Linked DNA regions of Mus musculus: regions 1 and 2 are each linked to region 3. Evidence: chromatin contacts called from ENCODE Hi-C or POLR2A ChIA-PET data. All regions are on one chromosome and are shown on one strand. The core of a region is the stretch at or near the end of the contact, and the rest is flanking DNA. Distances in the headings are between cores, read along the strand shown.

What was found. A loop is a pair of places that touch in the nucleus more often than their neighbours do. ChIA-PET counts read pairs that join two places held with the same protein, here RNA polymerase II (POLR2A).
Region 1: a map of v-Abl transformed pro-B cells shows a loop between it and region 3 (2.5-fold over the local background). The contact joins the promoter of Nol6 here to the promoter of Aptx in region 3. A Hi-C loop is called at or near these places in 1 of 37 maps with a recorded cell type or tissue (v-Abl transformed pro-B cells). POLR2A ChIA-PET finds 5 or more read pairs at or near these places in 1 of 5 experiments (embryonic stem cell).
Region 2: a map of T-helper 17 cell shows a loop between it and region 3 (4-fold over the local background). The contact joins the promoter of Topors here to the promoter of Aptx in region 3. A Hi-C loop is called at or near these places in 4 of 37 maps with a recorded cell type or tissue (T-helper 17 cell, gastrocnemius, regulatory T cell and 1 more). POLR2A ChIA-PET finds 5 or more read pairs at or near these places in 4 of 5 experiments (Patski and embryonic stem cell).

What each region holds. Positions count from the first base shown.
Region 1 is chr4:41,123,009-41,125,708 of GRCm38, forward strand. It overlaps Nol6 (nucleolar protein family 6 (RNA-associated)), which reads right to left and starts at 1,331. Exons shown (of 26, transcript NM_139236.3): 1 at 1,151-1,331; 2 at 451-651; 3 at 251-367. The coding sequence starts at 1,237.
Region 2 is chr4:40,268,450-40,271,149 of GRCm38, forward strand. Topors (topoisomerase I binding, arginine/serine-rich) reads right to left here and starts at 1,392. Exons shown (of 3, transcript NM_134097.3): 1 at 1,225-1,392; 2 at 1-52. The coding sequence starts at 1,227. Smim27 (small integral membrane protein 27) reads left to right here and starts at 1,130. Exons shown (of 2, transcript NM_001349093.1): 1 at 1,130-1,270; 2 at 1,589-1,779. The coding sequence starts at 1,226. The coding sequence ends at 1,693. It overlaps Ndufb6 (NADH:ubiquinone oxidoreductase subunit B6), which reads right to left. Exons shown (of 4, transcript NM_001033305.3): 4 at 2,142-2,398. The coding sequence ends at 2,330.
Region 3 is chr4:40,701,838-40,704,537 of GRCm38, forward strand. It overlaps Aptx (aprataxin), which reads right to left and starts at 1,357. Exons shown (of 8, transcript NM_001025444.3): 1 at 1,300-1,357.

The sequences.
Region 1 (2,700 bases), core at 81-2,580, 420 kb after region 3:
CTCCGTCCTTGGGAACTATGCAGGACAATCAGGAGTTCAAGGCCAGCCAGCCAGGGGCATGTAAGACCCTGTTCAAACAAACAAAACACCTACAAAACTTGTACAAGATGGAGCTACATTTGAGAGACAAATGCATGACCTGTGTCCTGGTTGAGTCTTCTTGCAATGAGAATGATCTCCTTAGTAACCAAGTTTCGTGGAACAGCAAAGAGGGTCTCATGACTCACTGTCCCAAGGCCATCTGCCTTACCTCAGCCTCAGGGACTGGAGGCACTTTCTGGATCCGCTTGGTAACCTCCTTCAGGAAATTATCAATCCTCTCTTTCTTCTTCTCTGACAGTCTGACTTCCTTTAGTAACTCCTCCACCTTTAGCAGGGGGAAGGGAGGAATCTGTGAGCCTCGGGACCCCACGGAAACCCCTCTAACCTATGCCCTGGCCACCCACGTACTTGTAAACGAAGCAAGGTGGAGTGGAACAAGATCTCGGTCTCACGGAGGCGATTTAGCTCCTCATTTGTAGGCTCCTTGTACAGCTCCTCCCGACTGAGGTTCACTGGCTGCAGGAGGCCTTCTGCAGGTGGCTCTGTTCTTGCACGCTTTCTTGAGGGTGCCTTCTCTTTGTCCATGCCTTCGAAGGCAAGTTCCATCACCTATGACCAGAGAGACAGAAACCAACATGCCAACATGAAATCGGGGGGGGGGGGGGGGGGGGGTATCTGTATCAGCTGACTCAAGTTTGTGGGTAAAGGGTTCATCTACTCTAGTTGTTCCCTTTCAGTGGGCGTTAAGATTTTTATAAAACTCGGGATAGCCATCACTGAGAGAAATCTGACAGCGTGAGGATGCAGTCCTGCTTAGACCTGACTGAGTTTGCCAGTCACTGCCTGAGGTAGTGCTCCAATGCCCTCCTGTTTCCGGACACCACAAATCTTTTGCTGAGACAGGCTTAGGCCTTCCCAAATATCACCTCTTCTCCTGCTCTATCCAGATCTCTCCAAGGCTAGATTCCCTAAAAATCATTTTCCCAGTAACCTAGGCCGCCCTGGAGTAATCTTTTTTCTATCATAGTAGGCCGCCCTGCAGGCTAGGTATCAGGCCTGACTATCTCAGGCTCTGTCGTCAAAATAAAGCACATTTTGAGCAACCAACCTCTGGGTCCTCAGTTGCTCGTCGGTGCTGCTCTCCGGCGGGGGCCGGTCCCATCTTCACAGCAGGTCTCTCTCCAGCACTTGGCATCCAAGCCGGATCTACCCCGTAGCTTCCCACGTGGGCCGAAACGCCAACTCCAGGGCTCAAACCCTTGCCCCAGGCCCCACCCACTGCAGTTCCATTGGGCTAGTGCATGCCGTCTCGCTCACTATTGGTCAGTGGTTCAAAGGAACCCGCCCATTGTGGGAGGAACCAAACAAGGTCCGCCGATTTACAGCCTCGACGCCGCACTAAACCGGAAGCGTTTGGGACTGCAGCTCGTCGCGTTCTTTTCCTCACTTCCCTTTCGGGAAGGGAGGAGCTTACTGTGGCTTCCGGTGTGATGGGGTTTTGTGTGTGTGTGTGTGTGTGTGTGTGTGTGTGTGTGTGTGTGTGTGTGTGTGTGTGTGTGTGTGTGTGTGTGTGTGTGTGTGTGTGTGTGTGTCTGTCTGTCTGTCTGTCTGTCTGTCTGTCTGTCTCAGCTTACTGTGGCTTCCGGTGTGGTGGGGTTTTGTGTGTCCGTGTGTGTCTCTCTGTCTGTCTCTGTCCGTCTGTCTGTTTTCGCTAGTGGTTCACAGCATCTAACCGTGTCTATGAGCAAGTTATGTGATTTCTACCTCCAAAATGTATCTTGAATTTGTTTTTTTTTCTGTTTCCACAAACAGAAAGTTCAAGTGTCTAGCATAATAGCATAGCTTCTCTCCAGCTTTTCCTTCTTAAAATATAAGATAACCTATTCAAACTCCAAAACTTTAAACACAGAACCATCGTAATAGCGAAGTTCTAAGTACTTTGCCAATTTACTTTTATTTACATATTATTTTAGAAAACTACTTGGAACTGGGCATGGACGCTCATCCCAGTAATATTCACGATGCTGAACCTGAACTATGAGGGACACTCTCAAATGACACTTTAGCATCTACCTTTTAAGACTTCTCATACTGGGCTGGTGAGATGGCTCAGCGGTTAAGAGCACTGACTGCTCCTCTAAAGGTCCTGAGTTCAAATCCCAGCAACCACATGGTGGCTCATCCATAATTGACAGCTACAATGTACTTACATATAATAAATAAATAAATCTTTAAAAAAAAGACTTTCATATCTAGCCCATGACCTGGGACCCACACGAGTAGAAGGAGAGAAGTGATTTCTGCGAGTTGTCCTCTGACCTCCACAGTGCATTCAAGTGATACCTGTGTGCTTTCACACACCCAACATGAAATATAATTATGGGGGAAAAGAGTTTTTGCAAAATAACAACAAAAAAATTCCACCCTGGAGACATGGCCAAGAGCTTAAAAGCATTTGTAGATCATGCAGAGGACCTAGGTTTGGTTTCCCAGCACCCACGCAGCTTTGAAACTCTCAACTACTGCCTGTAATGCCAGTCCTAGAAAATCCTTTGGCACCAGGCACTCCTGTGGTACACACACCTATATGCAATAATTTTGTTTTAAAGTCTCACTATGCATCCCGGACTGGCCTGGATCTCACAGAGATTCATCTGC
Region 2 (2,700 bases), core at 142-2,641, 430 kb before region 3:
CTTCACCCTCCTCGCGAGACAGCGGAGACCCCGGTGGCGGCGGCTGCGACCCCTATGACGTAGAACGTTCATCACCCACAGGCAGTTTGGAGGCGGAGAGAAGGCGAGACCAACCCCCCGAGCCCGCGCAGCAAAACACCGCTCCTCCACCCCCTTCCCCCGAGCTCTGGGCGCATGCGCCAAACCGCTGCCGCACGCAGGAGGCGGGACGTTACGGCACAGACCCCGGACCCTGCCCTGCCCCCACCGCGGGGGGGCACAGCACAAACTCCACAATCACAACCAAATATGCAGAAAGGCTGCCTCAGTATCAGTGGAACCTCACAAACTTCAACAAGTTGTTAGGATTCTCTATGGTGCCACGGGAACTGGACTGAGCTCCCAGAGCACCCTGGTCCTTCCGTCTATTTCAGCTGGGTTGACCATCAGGCATTTCTTTTACCCCGCCATAACTCCCTGCGGCCCGCTTCCCTCTTTCCACTCTCGGAAATCTACACTAAAAATGTATCTGACACATCTGCGCCCAAAGCCGAGCGGCCCAGCCTCTGCCGGCCAGGCTTCCACTCTGCACACCACCAGCATCCTGATAGTTGGCCTGCCAAGCTGCCTTTCTCGGGACTTAGTATTTCAAACTTGCTGCAGTCCCAAGCATTCGACAAACTGCCCGTCAACACTTGTTGGCCGGCAGATCCACCATGCGGGCTACCTGTACAACATATTTGAAAAGATTTCCAGCCATCAGCGATAATATTCTGTTTGTTCTTGGTGAACGGCTCAACTAACAGTTCCCAACGATGTTTTTGTTACGTAAAAGATGTTTAAGTCAAGCATAAACATATGAAGGTCTATCCGCATTTGGTGGAAACCGATGTGGGTGTGGGACGGCAACTTTGATTCTTCCACCGTGGACTATTTTCCAATAAACTTTTATATGCACACGATGGCACACTATCTTGTATTAATACCGCACTGCAAATGCAGGATAAAGCAGTTAAGGAATTCCTATGTGAGCGCAAAAAAGGCGCGATCTTCACATTTTCTCTTTTATTCCCTCTGCTGCCTGAAAGGCGGGCTAGGCCCGGATCACGTGATGTGTTCCAACTCCGGGCGGAAGCCCGCGGGAGCGCGCAGAGTCCCGCTGAAAAATGGCTGCTGCATCGGGGTGCAATGCGCCCGCGAGCAGGCTGTAGGGCCCTTGCCACCCCGTCCCCGCTGCTCCCTTACCATGAGGCCGATGAGTCGCCGAAGCCTGGACTGGACTTACTCCCTGGTAGGTACCGAGCAGAGCGGAGCTCCAGAGCGCACCATGGCAGGGCCCGCGAGCCGAAGGTAGACTGTTGGCTCGCAGCTTGGAACTCCAGAACCCATTCCTAAATTGAGCGTTCACGCCCTGCCCTCGGCTCCGCCTCTTCCTGGAGGACACGCTTTTCCGCCTCTGACGTCAGGGGTTGCAGGCCTGCTTGCCTCTGGGCTGCACTGTGTTAGAGGCATGTGATGCCTTTCCACCTGTAGCTGCTTGCTCGGGCTACACAGGGAAAGGACCCGGCACATTGATTTCTTCTTTTTGCTTTTCCTCCCCTCCTTTTAGTTGCTCCTTGCAATCGTCTTGCTCTCTTGGGGATTCGTCATCTATGCATCGACTGTAGCTGCACGACGACAACTACAGAAGGAGTTTCCAGACAAGTTCTTCTGAACGAACTTTTGTAATTCTTAGCAAACACTTCTTTTCTTCAGATGGCACCTATGTAGACTCAAAGTAAAATTCACAATACAAATTTGCGTGTGGCCTTTTGTGATAAGCGTTAACATGCCAATTTTTCAAAATGATCGGACAACACCCCCCCCCCCCTTTTTTTTTTTTCGAGACAGGGTTTCTCTGTATAGCCCTGGCTGTCCTGGAACTCACTTTGTAGACCAGGCTGACCTTGAACTCAGAAATCCGCCTGCCTCTGCCTCCCGAGTGCTGGGAGTAAAGGCGTGCGCCCCCACGCCCGGCTCTATTTTGTATCAGGTCATAGCTTTTCATTCTAGTGCTCAAACACTTCACATCCTCATGTCAAATCAGTATGTAAACAACACTGTGACTAAAATGTGTTTTGCATCCTGTTTATCAAAATGGACAGAAAAAAGTAGCTAATAGCTCTGTTTAGTATTTGTCTTTTTACTGTTAGTCTCAAATCATAGAACCTTTGGACAGTAACACGGACAGTGATAACACTCTGAGAATAAGCTTTATTAATTACTTTTCCAGGAAACAGATTCAGTAAATACAGCACTTTAGGAACATACTTGTGCTGTTACACAAGTCTGTTAAGTTTTTAAGGACTCTTCAATGATGTTGATCAGGAAAATCTCTCATTGGTGGAATTACTTCTCCAGTCTCCAGAATTGTATCACCCTAGGGAAAACAGGAAGTGTTTAATAGAGATTTTTCACCAAATATACATTTCATTGTAAATATTCCAACATTTGCTCAACACAATAAATGACTATAAAGATACTTTCTTTACATTTGTTAAATTTAAGCCAGGTCTGATGGTGAATTAATCCCAGTGCTCTAGAGGTAGAGGCAGGCAGATCTCTAGTTTGAAGCTAGCTGGTCTACATAGCAAGTTTCAGGGCAGACAAGACTACATAGATCGACCCTGTCTTAAAACAAACAAAAAAACAACAAAAAGAATCCCCAAAAAAGGCCATTAA
Region 3 (2,700 bases), core at 107-2,606:
CATAGGGCTGGAGGAGCTGAGAGTTCCACCTCTTGTTCTGAAGGCAGCTAGGAGAAGACTGGCTTCCATGCAACTAGGACAAGGGTCTTAAAGTCCACACCCACAGTGACACACCTACTCCAACAAGGCCACAGTTCCTATTAGTGCCACGCCCTGGGCCTAGCATATACAAACAATGACGTTAGGAAACCCAAATGACAGGGCAAGTGACATGAGGCCAGAAATCTATCTTGAAGCGCTGTTAGCACAAGAATTTTCTTCAACAATGGAAATGTAGTAAACCTTCAAGCCACACTGATAACTGAGCTTTTGAAGGGCCATTAACACAAGTAAGGAACTGAATTTCCAATTAAACTTAAAGTTGCATAAGCACAAGTGAGTGTGGACTAATGTCCAACACAGACTTGAACTTAAGACTCTCAGCTTCTAATTTCTCAGAGGAATTAGGCTAAGTATTTCACAGACTGGCTCCACTGGCCAACATCCTCACTCTTCCCTCCCCAGACATACATGCAGGCACCTTTACCTGCACATACCATCTTTCAAGAATGCAGCATGGCTCCTGGCTAATACAGGATATCCAGAAGTTTGAGGTTAGACTACCCTACATACTGTTACCCATCTTGAAGAAGAAAAAAAATTGTCCAAGCCCAGTGGCAAACGCCTGTATCCCATCACTGGGAGGTAGGGACAAGAGGATCAGAAATTTGAGGAGGCCAGCTGGGCTACAGGAGACCTCTAAAATTAAGTGGGGAGGAAGGGCCTCTTACGAAATCCCCAATATATGTCGATTTCTCAAAAGTAATTACCCAGCAATTCCAAATTGGTGTCATTTCAAAAACCCCTGCTTTGTTGAATCTCTGCATTGTAAAGAGAAAGACCTTACACTGCTTCCGGCATTCTTAAGGCCCGCTGGGGACACTGCTAGTGCACCTCGAGTTACTCTTGGAAGGCGTTTCTGGCAGAAACACTTTCCTGTCAGGCTGAACAGCCCCGCTGCATGGACTTTGTCCACTCTTATCTCTAAATCTTTTCATGCTGATCTGGCAGCCAACTAGGTACAGGAGCCGGGTGGGGATGGGGGGCGGGGAGGGTGGGAGGCCGGAACAATGCGGCGGAAACAAAACTCTGAAACACGCCCACCTGAGCAAGACCAAGGGGTGGAGCCTAATCCGCCCAGAAGAAAGAAACCTCGAACTCCACCCTCAAGGTCACCGCTCCGAGTTAGCAGCCCGGGCCAAATGCCCCTGCCCGCTTCTAACCCAGCAAACTACGAAGGCAGGCGGACCATTAACTTACCTCGACTGTGGACACCCACAAACTTCACGCTGCTCTACTGCGCCTCGCCGCTTCCGGTGCTGAGAGATGACGTCACAAACGGCTGCCTAGCAACCGGTGATGATTCCAGTATCTTTTCGAGAATTGGCTGGAACGTTTTCTCGCCCGATACCCAGGTAGAACAGTGGCGCTAGCCGCTAGTTGTCCCCCGTGAGGATAGCTCCTTTGCTCGCAGCCTCCCGGTTGTCTGAATCCGGAGAGATTTCAGACAGCAGTCTTCTGTGGCTCATCTACGCAGCCATGTCGCCTTTTAGCACTTCCTCCTCAGGAAGCTTGCTATAAGTTAAAGCCATCTTTGAAAGGGAAAGAACGAGGTTGGAGGTAGTGAGAGAAATTCGTTCTGTAGCCCAAATTGGTCTTGAACTCGCGAGAATCTCCTTAGATTCCCCCAGTGCTGGGATTGCAGATGTGAGCTACCAAACACAGCTTTGAAGCCATCGTTTAAACTACAGGCTGGAGTGCCTTACCACCCACGTTAAAATTACACTTTTCTTTCTCTCTATAAGGAGAAAAAAGACTGAAGAGAGAGACAGAGGAACCCTGCTAAGATTTTTTTTTTATGATGTCTTCTCTAAATGAACTGAGGGCAATCAGCAGGAGGTTGGGATGACATATGTGTACTGATTTTTATAGCAATTCCAGGACGTTCCCTGAAAGTCTTGTATTGTAAATCACTAAAGACTTCTTGGCAGATGAAAGAATTCCTATCTCGTGAGTAAAATCAGAGTGTAGAATCTGAAACGCAGTCGAAACTGAACCTTACGGAGGCCCCCTTTTTTGGGGGTGGGGGGGTTGTTTAGACAAGGTTTCACTGTGCCCTAGACTAATCACAAACTCAAGATCCCCTGCGTCTACCTCTGAAATACTGGGATGACAGGTCTTCGTCCCCACTCTCAGCTAAGAGCTCTTTTGTTTCTTGATCAAATGGGTTACTATTGTTTTCTTGAAAAAGCAGGCTCCACTGTCTGATGGAGATGACAAGACAGGATGGGAGGATGTCCCTGAGAGCAAGGGAAAGCCGTGCTTTTGTTGACAAAGAAGATGCGGGTGTATGTTAGGATCAGAGCAGGAAGGGAGGAGGAATCTCAAGCTGTACAAACCTCAAGGCTGAGAACGTGGTCCATAACTGCCTAAGACATCAAGGCAGATCTGGTGACCCGACAGTTTGCGTTTTCCCTCAGGATTAGGCCTCTTAGCCAAGACTTCTACGCAGTCTCCATTGTGTCTCGTACAGCTAAAAATTAAACTGGGTCATTTGTGCAGAATTGAGCAGAGTTTTCCTAGCCACTGTATTAGGTCTATTCCATTGTCTGCAGTGCACTGACCAGAAAAGCAAGGTTGTTTGGAACAATGCACGGTCAA